Regions from separate parts of the Homo sapiens genome. Here region 1 is linked to region 2. Evidence: chromatin contacts called from ENCODE Hi-C or POLR2A ChIA-PET data. All regions are on one chromosome and are shown on one strand. The core of a region is the stretch at or near the end of the contact, and the rest is flanking DNA. Distances in the headings are between cores, read along the strand shown. Region 1 has its middle 20 kb from the start of UBAP1. Region 2 overlaps UBE2R2-AS1 (UBE2R2 antisense RNA 1).

What was found. A loop is a pair of places that touch in the nucleus more often than their neighbours do. ChIA-PET counts read pairs that join two places held with the same protein, here RNA polymerase II (POLR2A).
Region 1: a map with no recorded cell type shows a loop between it and region 2 (2.6-fold over the local background). The contact joins two enhancer-like sites. A Hi-C loop is called at or near these places in 1 of 37 single-sample maps with no recorded cell type. POLR2A ChIA-PET finds 5 or more read pairs at or near these places in 2 of 52 experiments (WTC11 and activated B cell).

Annotation. Positions count from the first base shown.
Region 1 is chr9:34,156,212-34,162,121 of GRCh38, forward strand. No RefSeq gene overlaps it. Among named protein-coding and RNA genes, the nearest start is that of UBAP1, 20 kb to the right of the region's middle. Within about 2 kb of position 2,365, at least 5 of the 41 ENCODE cell types and tissues checked have a DNase peak (open chromatin) inside an H3K27ac peak, as active enhancers do.
Region 2 is chr9:33,763,886-33,769,721 of GRCh38, forward strand. All of the region lies in intron 3 of UBE2R2-AS1 (UBE2R2 antisense RNA 1), which reads right to left. It also overlaps a transcript of PRSS3 not described here. Among named protein-coding and RNA genes, the nearest start is that of PRSS3, 29 kb to the right of the region's middle. RefSeq lists a silencer at 1-33. Within about 2 kb of position 1,731, at least 5 of the 41 ENCODE cell types and tissues checked have a DNase peak (open chromatin) inside an H3K27ac peak, as active enhancers do.

The DNA of each region.
Region 1 (5,910 bases), core at 1,115-3,614, 390 kb after region 2:
TGTGTCACCCAGGCTGGAGTGCAGTGGCGTGATCTTGGCTCACTGCAACCTCCGCCTCCCGGGTTCAAGTGATTTTCCTGCCTCAGCCTCCTGAGTAGCTGGGTGTACCACGCCAAGCTAATTTTTGTATTTTCAGTAGAGATGGGGTTTTGCCACGTTGGCCAGCTAGTCTTGAACTCCTGACCTCAAACGATCCACCCACCTCACCCTCCCAAAGTGCTGGGATTACAGGCATGAGCCACCGCGCCTGACCAATTTTTTTTTTTTTTTTTTGAGACGGAGTCTGGCACTGTCACCCAGGCTGGAGTGCAGTGGCGCAATCGCAGCTCACTGCAACCTCCACCTCGCGGGTTCAAGCAATTCTTCTGCCTCAGCCTCCTGAGTAGCTGGGATTACAGGTGCCTACCACCATGCCCAGGTAAATTTTTGTATTTTTAGTAGAGATGGGGTTTCACTATGTTGGCCAGGCGGGTCTTGATCTGCTGACCTTGTGATCCACCTGCCTCGGTCTCCCAAAGTGCTGGGATTACAGGCGTGAGCCACCATGCCCGGCAAACCGATTATTTTTATTTATTTATTTTTTTGAGACGGAGTTTCACTCTTGTTGCCCACGCTGGAGTGCAATGGCACGATCTCGGCTCACTGCAACCTCTGCCTCCCAGGTTCAGGCGATTCTCCTGCCTTAGTCTCCTGAGTAGCTGGGATTACAGGCACCCGCCACCATGCCTGGCTAAATTTTTGTATTTTTAGTAGAGATGGGGTTTCACCATGTTGGCCATGGTGGTCTCGAACTCCTGACCTCAGGTGATCCACCTGCCTTGGCCTCCCAAAATGCTGGGATTACAGGTGTGTGCCACCCCACCTGGCCTAAATGTTTTTTTTAAGCCCACAACTAACATCATATGTCTTTCTCTCTTTATAAGGCCTAGTTACCTCTAAAAATGGAAGCTGAGTTTAGTTCATACTGCACCCTCTTCCCTATTGCAAAGGAATATTACTGATGAATAGGTGTCCTTACCACTGTAACTAGTTTATTTGTTTATCTTTGACAAGCATGTTGACCAGCGTTATGGAATTTCACTCTATTTACATGTGGCTTAGTGTTCGGCATCAGACTCAGTGGGACCACAATACATTTCTGATCCTCTTTTTCATATAGCTCTTCTCTGGCAAAATTGCCCCCAAAATCCCAGCTGCCTTAGTTTCCTCAAACTTGATCTCTGCTTCCTCACCCCATGAACACTGCTATGTTCTGCTTGGATTTCCTCACCCTGAGCAGAAGCCTAGAAACTGTCTACAGGCAGAAAGCCAAAGTGTTTTTAGGCTCATCTTACTTGCTTTTTTCTTCTCTCAGGGAACAGAGTCCTGTACTCCTTGTCCAGTGTCTGAGAATAGGTATTTCATATAAATTTGTCTACTTTTCTCATTCTTTATCACCAGAGGGCAAGTCCAGTACCAACTATTAGAGGAACTTAGGATTTCATTTTTGAAAAACTTTTAATAATTAATTTAATTGGGTTGGAGTAAAGAAAGGGGGAAAAAATGAAGGTGGACACCATAAGACTTAAAAGGTAAATGGCAAGGAGAGATCTTTTTAAATACATTTAACAGAAGGATAATGTATGGAATATGCCAGCTCCTTCAAATATATAAGAAAAAAGGAAACAACCCAGTGGTAAAATGGGCAGAGGATAATAACAAGCAATTCACAAATGGTCAATAAACACAAGAAATATACAGCATAAGGAAATACAAATTAAAATCCAATGAAAAACCATTCATTGGCTTGGTAGGATGGCTCACGCTTGTAACCCTGTGCTTTGGGAGGTCAAGGTGGGAGGATCACTTGAATTCAGGAGTTTGAGGCCAGCCTGGGCAACATAGCAAGATCCCTGTCTCTACAAAAAACTAAAAAATTAGCTGGGCATGGTGGTGCATGCCTGTAGTCACAGCTACTCTGGAGGCTGAGGCAGAAGGATCACTTAAGTCCCAGAATTTGAGGCTGCAGAAAGTTATGATTGGGCCAGTACACACCAGCCTCAGCGACAGAGCAAGACTCTGTCTCTCTCTCTCTTTTTTTTTTTTTAGCAAAATCAAAAAAATTTTAAATGTCGGCAAGAATACAGCAAAACAGCTACCTTCATACACTTTGGTTCCAGTGTAAAGAAATCTGTTTGACACGCAATTTGGAGAAATGGGGAAGCTGTGGTGAATGGGAATTCATGGCCCTGGACCTACAAAAAGCCTGCATTCCTGCCAGTATGGCTACTTTGTTCATGTGCGCACTGTGCCTGCTCTGGGGGGGTTAATGACACAGGCTATCATCAACTAGCTGAGTCATTTTGTTTACTTGGCTGTTCAGTGCCTCTTATGTGGTGCATTCTCTCTGGTATGCCTTAACATGTTGTTACGAACTGAATTGTGCCCCGCCCCTCCAAGTTCTTATGTTGAAGTCCTAACCACCCCACTTACCTCAGAATGTGACTGTATTTGGAGAAAGGGCCTTTAAGTAGGTGATTAAAGATCCTAATGCAATCTGACTGGAGGCCTTATAAGGAAGAAATCTGGACACACAGAGATACCAGAGACGTGAGTGCACAGAGAAAAGGCATAGAGTTGAGGATACAGTGAGAAGGCGAAAGCTAAGGAGAGAGGCCTGAGAAGAAACCAAACCTCCTGACACCTTGACCTTGGACTTCTGGCCTCCAGAACTGTGAGAAAATAGATTTACATTGTTTAATCCATCCAGTCTATAGTATTTTGTTATGGCAACCCTAGCAAACAAATACACATGTGATACAAAGATCTTCATACTCATGCCCCTTCCTATATGTTCACTTGGAATTCTTTGTCCTTAGATCTCCTTATTCCCAATGTTTCCAGTCTTTCTCATTCAAGGCCTCTAACCAACCAACCAGTCACTCACCACTATCCATGATTCTGAATATATCCTAACCTCAGGCTACTTTTATTCACCAAAATTAGATGGTGCATTTGCCAAAGCTTCCCAGTTAGGAGGATTGCTTCTTAACACCTTGTCTTTCAGGGTCCTCACTATGTCCTATTTTCTGCTTGCGTTTTCTCACCCACCGAGCCAACCTCCTCTGTTAGCTGGCCACAAGAGCATATATGGCAATAGATATAAGCTAAGAGGTGCTAAGGTAAGAGCAGTAGATGACTGGGGGCTCGTGCCACCTGCAGCTTATACACTTTAGCTGTATTTGTGTCTGCTCCTGAATGTACCACTTCTGCATTGCGACAGATTGCTGCTGGCCCATCCACCTTATGATGTGGTGAGTCTGAGAAACAAAACTTTTTTTTTTTTTTGAGACAGAATCTCACTCTGTTGCCCAGGCTGGAGTGCAATGGTGCAATCTTGGCTCACTGCAACCTTCACCTCCCAGGTTCAAGCGATTCTCGTGCCTCAGCCTCCCAAGTACCTGGAATTACAGGCATGTGCCACCACGCCCGGCTAATTTTTTGTATTTTTAATAGAGATGGGGTTTCACCATGTTGGCCAGGCTGGTCTTGAACTCCTAGTCTTAAGCAATCCACCCGCCTGGGTCTCCCAAAGTGCTGGGATTACAGGTTTGAGCCACCACACCGGCCTGAGAAACAGAATTTATGAAGGATTGTATTGTCCATGTGGTTGATGTCCTACAGTCAGGCACTTCATCTTTGCCATGGTCAGATGCTGATTATTTTATTTTTTGAGACAGAGCCTCACTCTGTCACCCAGGCTGGAGTGCAGGGGAGCAATCTCAGCTCACTGCAACCTCCACCTCCCAGGTTCAAGCAATTCTCATGCCTCAGCCTCCTGAGTAGCTGGAATTACATGTACACGCCACCACGCCTGGCTAATTTTTGTATTTGTAGTAGAGATGGGGTTTCACCATGTTGGTCAGGCTGGTCTTGAACTCCTGATCTCAAATGATCCACCTGCCCTGCCTCAACCTCCCAAAGTGTTAGGATTACAGACGTGAGCCACCTCGCCCAGCCTCATTTTTTAAAAAATTTGTAATTATCTGCTGCAGATATCATAGCCTTACTGTGGAACCCTAGGGGTCTAGGTTGTGATTCTCTTATCGGAGCTTGTCAGAAACTCCACATGATGCCTTTTGCCACTGTCTTAGTGTGTTTGTTCTGCTTTAATAAAATACCTGAGATTGGGTAATTTATAAAGAACAGAAATTTATTTCCCACAGTTCTGGAAGCTGGGAGGTCCAAGATCATGGAGCCAGCGTGTCTGGTGTCTGGTGAGGGTTGCTGTCTGATTCCAAGATGATGCCTCTTGCTATGTCCTCACATGGTGAAAGGAGGAAGGGCAAAAAGGACTGAACACTGTGAAGCTTCTTTTATAAGGGTCTTAATCCCATTTATGAGGGAGGAGACCTCATGACTTAATTATCTCCTAAAGGCCCCACTCCCTGGAGATTAAGTTTCAATGTAAATTTTGTAGGGACACAAACATTCAGACTATAGCAGCCACCACCATAGGTTCTGCTGGGTTCTATGGTTCAAACAGTAGGACCATTTGCATCCCAGCCTGGAGCTGCTGCTGAGCACGTCACTTATCCTGGACCCACTCGAAGCTGGCAGCCTTTTGTGTCACCCAGTATATGGATTAGAGTGATATTCCCAAGTAAGGACTAATACTCTGCCTCCAGAACAAAGACACCTTAGTTGAGAGTGTGGGGAATGAGAGATGCAATATTGTAATTTGTCTTTTACTTTGAAGGGAATGTCCCAGCATTTCCCAAACTACTAGACTACCCAAAACTTAACTGTTAGCCGGGCGCGGTGGCTCACACCTGTAATCCCAGCACTTTGGGAGGCCGAGGCGGGTGGATCACCTGAGGTCAGGAGTTCAAGACCAGCCTGGCCAACATGATGAAACCCTGTCTCTACTAAAAACACAAAAATTAGCCAGGCATGGTGCACTCCTGTAATCCCAGCTACTTGGGAAGCTGAGGCAGGAGAATCGCTTGAACCCGGGAGGCAGAGGTTGCAGTGAGCCGAGATGGCCCCACTCCACTCCAGCCTGGGCGACAGAGTGAGACTCTGTCTCGAAAAAACCAAAACAGACAAAAAAAAAAAAAACTTAACTGTTGTGGTGGACCTTTGAGCCTTCATAAAGTTGATCTCCCACATTTGAAAGCACATATATCTTTAAAAGACTTCCAATGAATTTGCCATTTTTTACACATCCAGTCTGATTACTTTTCTGTCCTCCATACCGGCAACAATGTGATGTTCTGTGGTGTATCCAGATGATTAAAGTCCCTTCAGAATATATATATATTCTCTAGGCCAGGCACAGTGGCTCATGCCTGTAATCCCAGCATTTGGGGAGGCCGAGGTGGGAAGGAATCGCTTGAGTCCAGGAGTTCAAGACCAGCCTAGGCAAGAGAGCGAGACCCCATCACTATTTTTTTTTTTTTTAAATAGAGGCCGAGGCAGGGCAGGTGAGATCAGGAGTTCAAGACCAGCCAGACCAACATGGTGAAACCCTATCTATCTATCTATCTATCTATCTATCTATCTATCTATCTATCTACCAATTTTGAGACAGGGTCTTGCTCTGTTAACCAGGCTAGAGTACAGTGGCATGATCATAGCTCACAGCAACCTTGACTTCCTGGGCTCAGGTGATTCTCCTACCTCAGCCTCCCTAGTAGCTAGCTATGGACTCCCAAGTAGCCTCCAAGTAGCTGGGCCCATACCACCATGCCTGGCTAATTTTTAATTTTTTTTTTTTTTTGTAGTGACAGGGTTTTGCCATGTTGTCCAGGCTGGCCTTGAATTCCTGGGCTCAAGTGATCCTCCTGCCTCGGCCTCCCAAATTGCTGAGATTACAAGCATGAGCCACACACAGCCTCAGAATATATTATAATAGTGGGCATGAAATTA
Region 2 (5,836 bases), core at 481-2,980:
TCATGACACTACCCTCTATAATCTTTCTCCTATTTCCTCCAGGCTGAGTAAGAATCTTCCCTTTGTTTTCATTGTTATGAGTGTTGTCTGTATACTCTAGTAAATTATTTTTATGTGAATCATAATAGTTTAATTAATCAGTCTTCTGATTCACAGTTTGAGCTGGCTATAGGCAAGGTCCTTCTGTAAAGAGTTGATGAAATCTACTTTTAAGAGTAGAAGGATAGACAAGATGCCAAGACAATTCAATAGGGAAAAAGAATAGTCTTATTAACAAATGGCTGGGACACTTGGATATTCACATGTGAAAGAATAAAGTTGGATTCCTACCTCACACCATATACAAAAGTTAAGTCAAAATAGATCAGAGGTCAGGTGCAGTGGTTCACACCTGTAATCCCAGCACTTTGGGAAGCCAAGGCTGAATCACCTGAGGTTAGCAGTTCTAGACCAGCCTGGCCAACATGGTGAAACCTTGTCTCTATTAAAAATACAAAATTAGCCAGGTGTGGTGGCACATTCCTGTAATCCCAGCTACTCAGGAGGCTGAGGCGGGAGAATCGCTTGAATGTAGGAGGCGAAGGTTGCAGTGAGCCGAGATTGCACCATTGCACTCCAGCCTGGGAGACGAGCAAAATTCAGTCTCAAAAAATAAATAAATAGATCAGAAACATAAATATAAGAGCTAAAACTACAATTCTTAGAAGAAAACATAGAAGTGGGTTTTCTGACCTTTGGTTAAGCAGTGGTTTCTTGGATATAACGTCAAAAGCACAAACAAAAGAAAAAAACAGATAAATTGGACTTCATCAAAATTACAAGCTTCTGTGCTTCAAGGACAGCATCAAGAAAAGACAACTCACAGAATGGGAGAAAATATTTGCAAATAATATATCTGTTAAGAAACCTGTATCTAGAACAAAGAACTATTACAACTCAATAATAGACAAGTAATCCAATTAAAATGGGCAATGTATTTGAGTAGGCATTTCTCCATGTGCCCAATAAGCACATGAAAAGATGCTCAACATCACTAATCATTAGGGAAACAAAACAACAAAATACCACTTCATACCCACTAGAATGGCTAAATGAAAAAAGACATAACAAGTGTTGGCAAAGATGTGAAGAAACTGGAACTCTAATACATTGCTGGTGGGATTGTGAAAGGGTCTAGCCACTTTTGAAAAGTCTGACAGTTTCTCAAAATGTTAAACATAGAGTTACCATCTGACCAAGTATTCCACTCCTAGGTATACAGTCATCACCCTTTATCTGCAGGGGATATGTTCCAAGACCCCCAGTGGATGCTAAAACCGTGGATAGTTAGTGCCAAACCTTATATACACTATGTTTTTTCCTAGATGTATATACCTATGATAAAGCTTATATAAATTAGGTATAGTAAGAGATTAACAATAATAGTAGGACTATATTAGAACTATATGTGTACTAGAACAATTACAACAATATACTGCTCACAATTTCATGGATGAAGATTCATTTTTACTGTAGATCTTAGCAACCTCAGCATACTATTTTTTTCTTTCGTTATTAAGAACTTTCATGTTTCCACTTAAACAAAACACTTGACAACTTCTCTTTGGCATATTCAAACTGCCAGCATCGCTACTTTTTCATTTTGGAGCCATTAGGTAAAACAAGGGTTATGTGAACACAAGCACTATGATACCATGACAGTCAACCTGATAATCCAGACAGTTTACTAAGTGACTAATGGTTATGCTGGAGAAAGCGATGACTCATATCCAGGGTGGGATGGCATGAAATTTCCTTATGCTACTCAGAATGGTGTGCAATTTAAAATTTCTAAATTATTTGTTTCTTGAAGTTTTGATTTAATGGTTTTGGACCACAGTTGACTGCAGGTAACTGAAACTGCAGAAAGCAAATCCATGGATAAGGGGAGACTACTGCATATCCAAGAGAAATGAAAACATCTATACACACAAAAACATGCAGTTGTTCACAGCATCATTATTCATAACAATTCAAACGTCCATCTACTAACAAGTGAATAAATAAAATGTGACACATCCACACAATGGAATATTATTTGGCCATAAAAAGGAATGAAGTAGCCGGGCGTGGTGGCCCACACCTGTAATCCCAGCACTTTGGGGGCCAAGGCAGGCAGATCACGAGGTCACCAGTTCGAGATCAGCCTGGCCAATATGGTGAAACCCCATCTCTACTATAAATATAAAAATTAACCAGGCATACTGGCGAGCGTTTGTAATCCCAACTACTCGGGAGGCTGAGGCAGGAGAATCGCTTGAACCCGGGAGGTAGAGGTTGCAGTGAGCCGAGACCACGCCATGCACTCTAGCCTGGGCAACAGAGCCAGATTCCGTCTCAAAAAAAAAAAAAAAAAAAAAAAAAAGGAGCCGGGGGCGGTGGCTCACGCCTGTAATCCCAGCACTTTGGGAGGCCGAGGTGGGTGGATCACAAGGTCAGGAAATCAAGACCATCCTGGCTAACACGGTGAAACCCCGTTTCTACTAAAAATACAAAAAATTAGCCGGGCATGGTGGCAGGCGCCTGTAGTCCCAGCTACTCGGGAGGCTGAGGCAGGAGAATGGCGTGAACCGGGGAGGTGGAGCTTGCAGTGAGCAGAGATCGCACCACTGCGCTCCAGCCTGGGCGACAGAGCAAGACTCTGTCTCAAATAAATAAATAAGTAAATAAATAAATAAAGGAATGAAGTGCTGATACATGCTATACCATGAATGAATCTTGAAAACATTATGCTGAGGGAAAGAGGCTGCATCTTGTATGATTTAATTTATATAAACTGTCTAAATTAGGCAAATCCACAGAGACGGAAAGCGTATTACTGATTGCCAGGGGCTGGGGGTGCTGGCAGGAAATGGGAATGACTATCAATGTGTATGGGATTTCTTTGGGGGTTGGTAAAAGCATTTTAAAATTGAATAGTTGTAATTTTATATAAAATTAGATAGCAATAATGGTTGCACAACTGTTAGTAAACCAAAAAATACCAAATTAAACACCTTAAAAGGATAAATTTTATGGTATGTAAATTACATGGTGGATTTTTTTTTTTTTAAGTAGAAGAGTAATGGCAATAAAGTACGGAGAACCATCTTAGGGTGACTTTCAGAGCCATCAGGAAAAACTGTCACAGAAATAAAAAGTAAAAAAACTTAGTAAAGTTGTTGAAATAGTTGTAGCTTGTTATACACCTGAGAGTTATTTTTCACAGTGATTTAGTAATTAAATCTATAAAAGGAAATGTGTTAATTGGCCAGGCCTGGTGGCTCACACCTGTAATCCCAGCAATTTGGGAGGCCCAGGCAGGTGGATCACCTGAGGTCAGGAGTTCGAGACCAGCCTGGCCCGACAGAGGGAGACTCTGTCTCAAAAAATAAACAGAAAAAGTAAAAAATAAAGGGAAATGTAAGTGTGAATTGATGAATGGATAAATAACATATGGCATTATGGGCAGAATTTTGTCTCCCCCACCTCCAAGTGTATGTGATGAAGTCCTCACCTCCAGTGCCTCAGAATATGCCTGTGTTTGGAGACAGGGTCTTTAAAGAAGTAATCAAGTTAAAATGAGGTCATTAGGACAGTAATCCAATATGACTGATATCCTTTAAGAGGAACTTTAGGGCCGGGCGCGGTGACTCACATCCGTAATCCCAGCACTTTGGGAGGCCAAGGCGGGTGGATCACCTGAGCTCAGGAGTTCCAGACCAGCCTGGCCAACATGGTGAAACCCCGTCTCTACTAAAAATACAAAAAATTAGCCAGGCGTGGTTGCAGACACCTGTAATCCCAGCTACTCAGGAGGCTGAGGCAGGAGAATCACTTGAACCCAGGAGGCAGAGGTTGCAGTGAGCCAAGATTGTGCCACTGCACTCCAGCCTGGGCAACAAGAGCGAACCTCTGTCTGAAAAAAAAAGGAACTTTAGACACAGACACACACAGAAAGAAGACCATCTGAAGACACAGGGTGAAAGCGGTCATCTGCAAGCCCAGGAGAGAGGCCTCAGAAGAAACCCATTCTGCCAACGCATTGGTCTCAGACTTCCAGCTTCCAGAACTGTTAGAAGATAAATGGCTGTGGTTTAAGTCCCCCAGCCTGTGGGCCTTTGTTACAGCAGCCCTGGCAACCAGTACAGATTTGGGTACCAAGAAATAGGGTGCTGGTGAGCAGACGTGGCTTTGGAACTAAACAGTGAGTAAGGGCTGGAAGAGTTTGGAGGTGCATGTTGGAAAAGGCCTAAATTGCCTTAAAGAGACTGTTGATAGAAATGTGGACATTAGCTGGGCGCTGTGGCTCACGCCTGTAATCCCAGCACTTTGGGAGGCTGAGGCGGGTGGATAACTTGAGGTCAGGAGTTCAAGACCAGCCTGGCCAACATGGTGAAACCCCGTCTCTACTAAAAATACAAAAATTAGCCAGGCGTGGTGGCATGTGCCTGTAATCCCAGCTACTCAGGAGGCTGAGGCAGAAGAATTGCTTGAACCTGAGAGGCAGAGGTTGCAGTGAGCTGAGATAGCACCACCGCAGCACTCCAGCCTGGGCAATAGAGCGAGACTCAAAGGAAAAAAAAAAACAACAACAGAAATGTGGACATTGAAGGTGATTCCAGTGAGGACTGAGAAAGAAAGAACAGAGCTGTAGAGAAAGCACCTATCAGCTGGGCACCGTGGCTCACACCTGTAATCCCAGCACTCTGGGAGGCCAAGACAGGTGGATCACCTGAGGTCAGGAGTTTGAGACCAGCCTGGCCAACATGGTGAAACCCCATCTCTACTAAAATACAAAACTTAGCCAGGTGTGGTGGCATGCACCTGTAGTCCCAGCTACTCGGGGAGCTGAGGCAGGATAATTGCTTGAGCCCGGGGGGCAGAGGTTGCAGTGAGCCAAGATCATGCCACTGCACTCCAGCCTGGGTGACAGAGAGAAACTCCGTCTCCACAAAAAAATAAAAATAAAAAAGGAAAAGAAAATGCGTCTATCATCTTAGAGAATACATGTATCATCAGGAACAGCATGTTGGTTGAAATATGAATGTTAAAGGTACTTCTGGTGAGAACTTGGACAGAAATGAGAACATGGTATTAGAAACTAGAAGAAAGATGGACCTTGTTATACAGTGGCAAAGAAATTTGTTGAATTGGATTCTCATGTTTCATGGAAAGCAGAACTTATAAATGATGAACTTGGATATTTAGCTGAGGAGATTTCTAAGCAAAATACTGAAGGTGGCCTGATTTCTTCTTGCTGCTCATAGTAAAATATGAAAGGAGAGAGATAAACTAAAAAAGGAATTTTTAGAAAAAAAGGAACCAAAACTTTTGGAAAACTCTCAGTCTATCCATTCTACAAAAAATGAGAAAGCACATTCTGGAGAAAAGACCAAGGGTGTGGCTGAACCCCCATCTGAAAAGATGGCCAATGTGATGCATGGATACAGTCAACCAACTCAGCAAGTCGGGAACAGAGATGTGGTTTTCCCAGGAACTTCTGTGGAGGGCCCTCTTGTCAAATGGCCTCGCCCCCTATGGATTGCATAGGAGGCCAACAAGGTTTTTCAGAATTTATACCAGCAGACATTGCCAGTTTGGACCAAAGGAGACAGAAATAGGAAGAAATGAAGGAAGATTCTCAGACTTCTGGAATTCTGCAGGACCAGCCAGTACAGCGATATGGCTATGATCATGAGTTATCCTTAAAGGAAAGAGAAGAATGACCCTGAAGCTAGTTCAGAGATCTGCCAGGTTGCTACTGCCACCTTGGGCCCAGGGCACACAGATTCAGGGGCAGGACTGGTGCCATTTC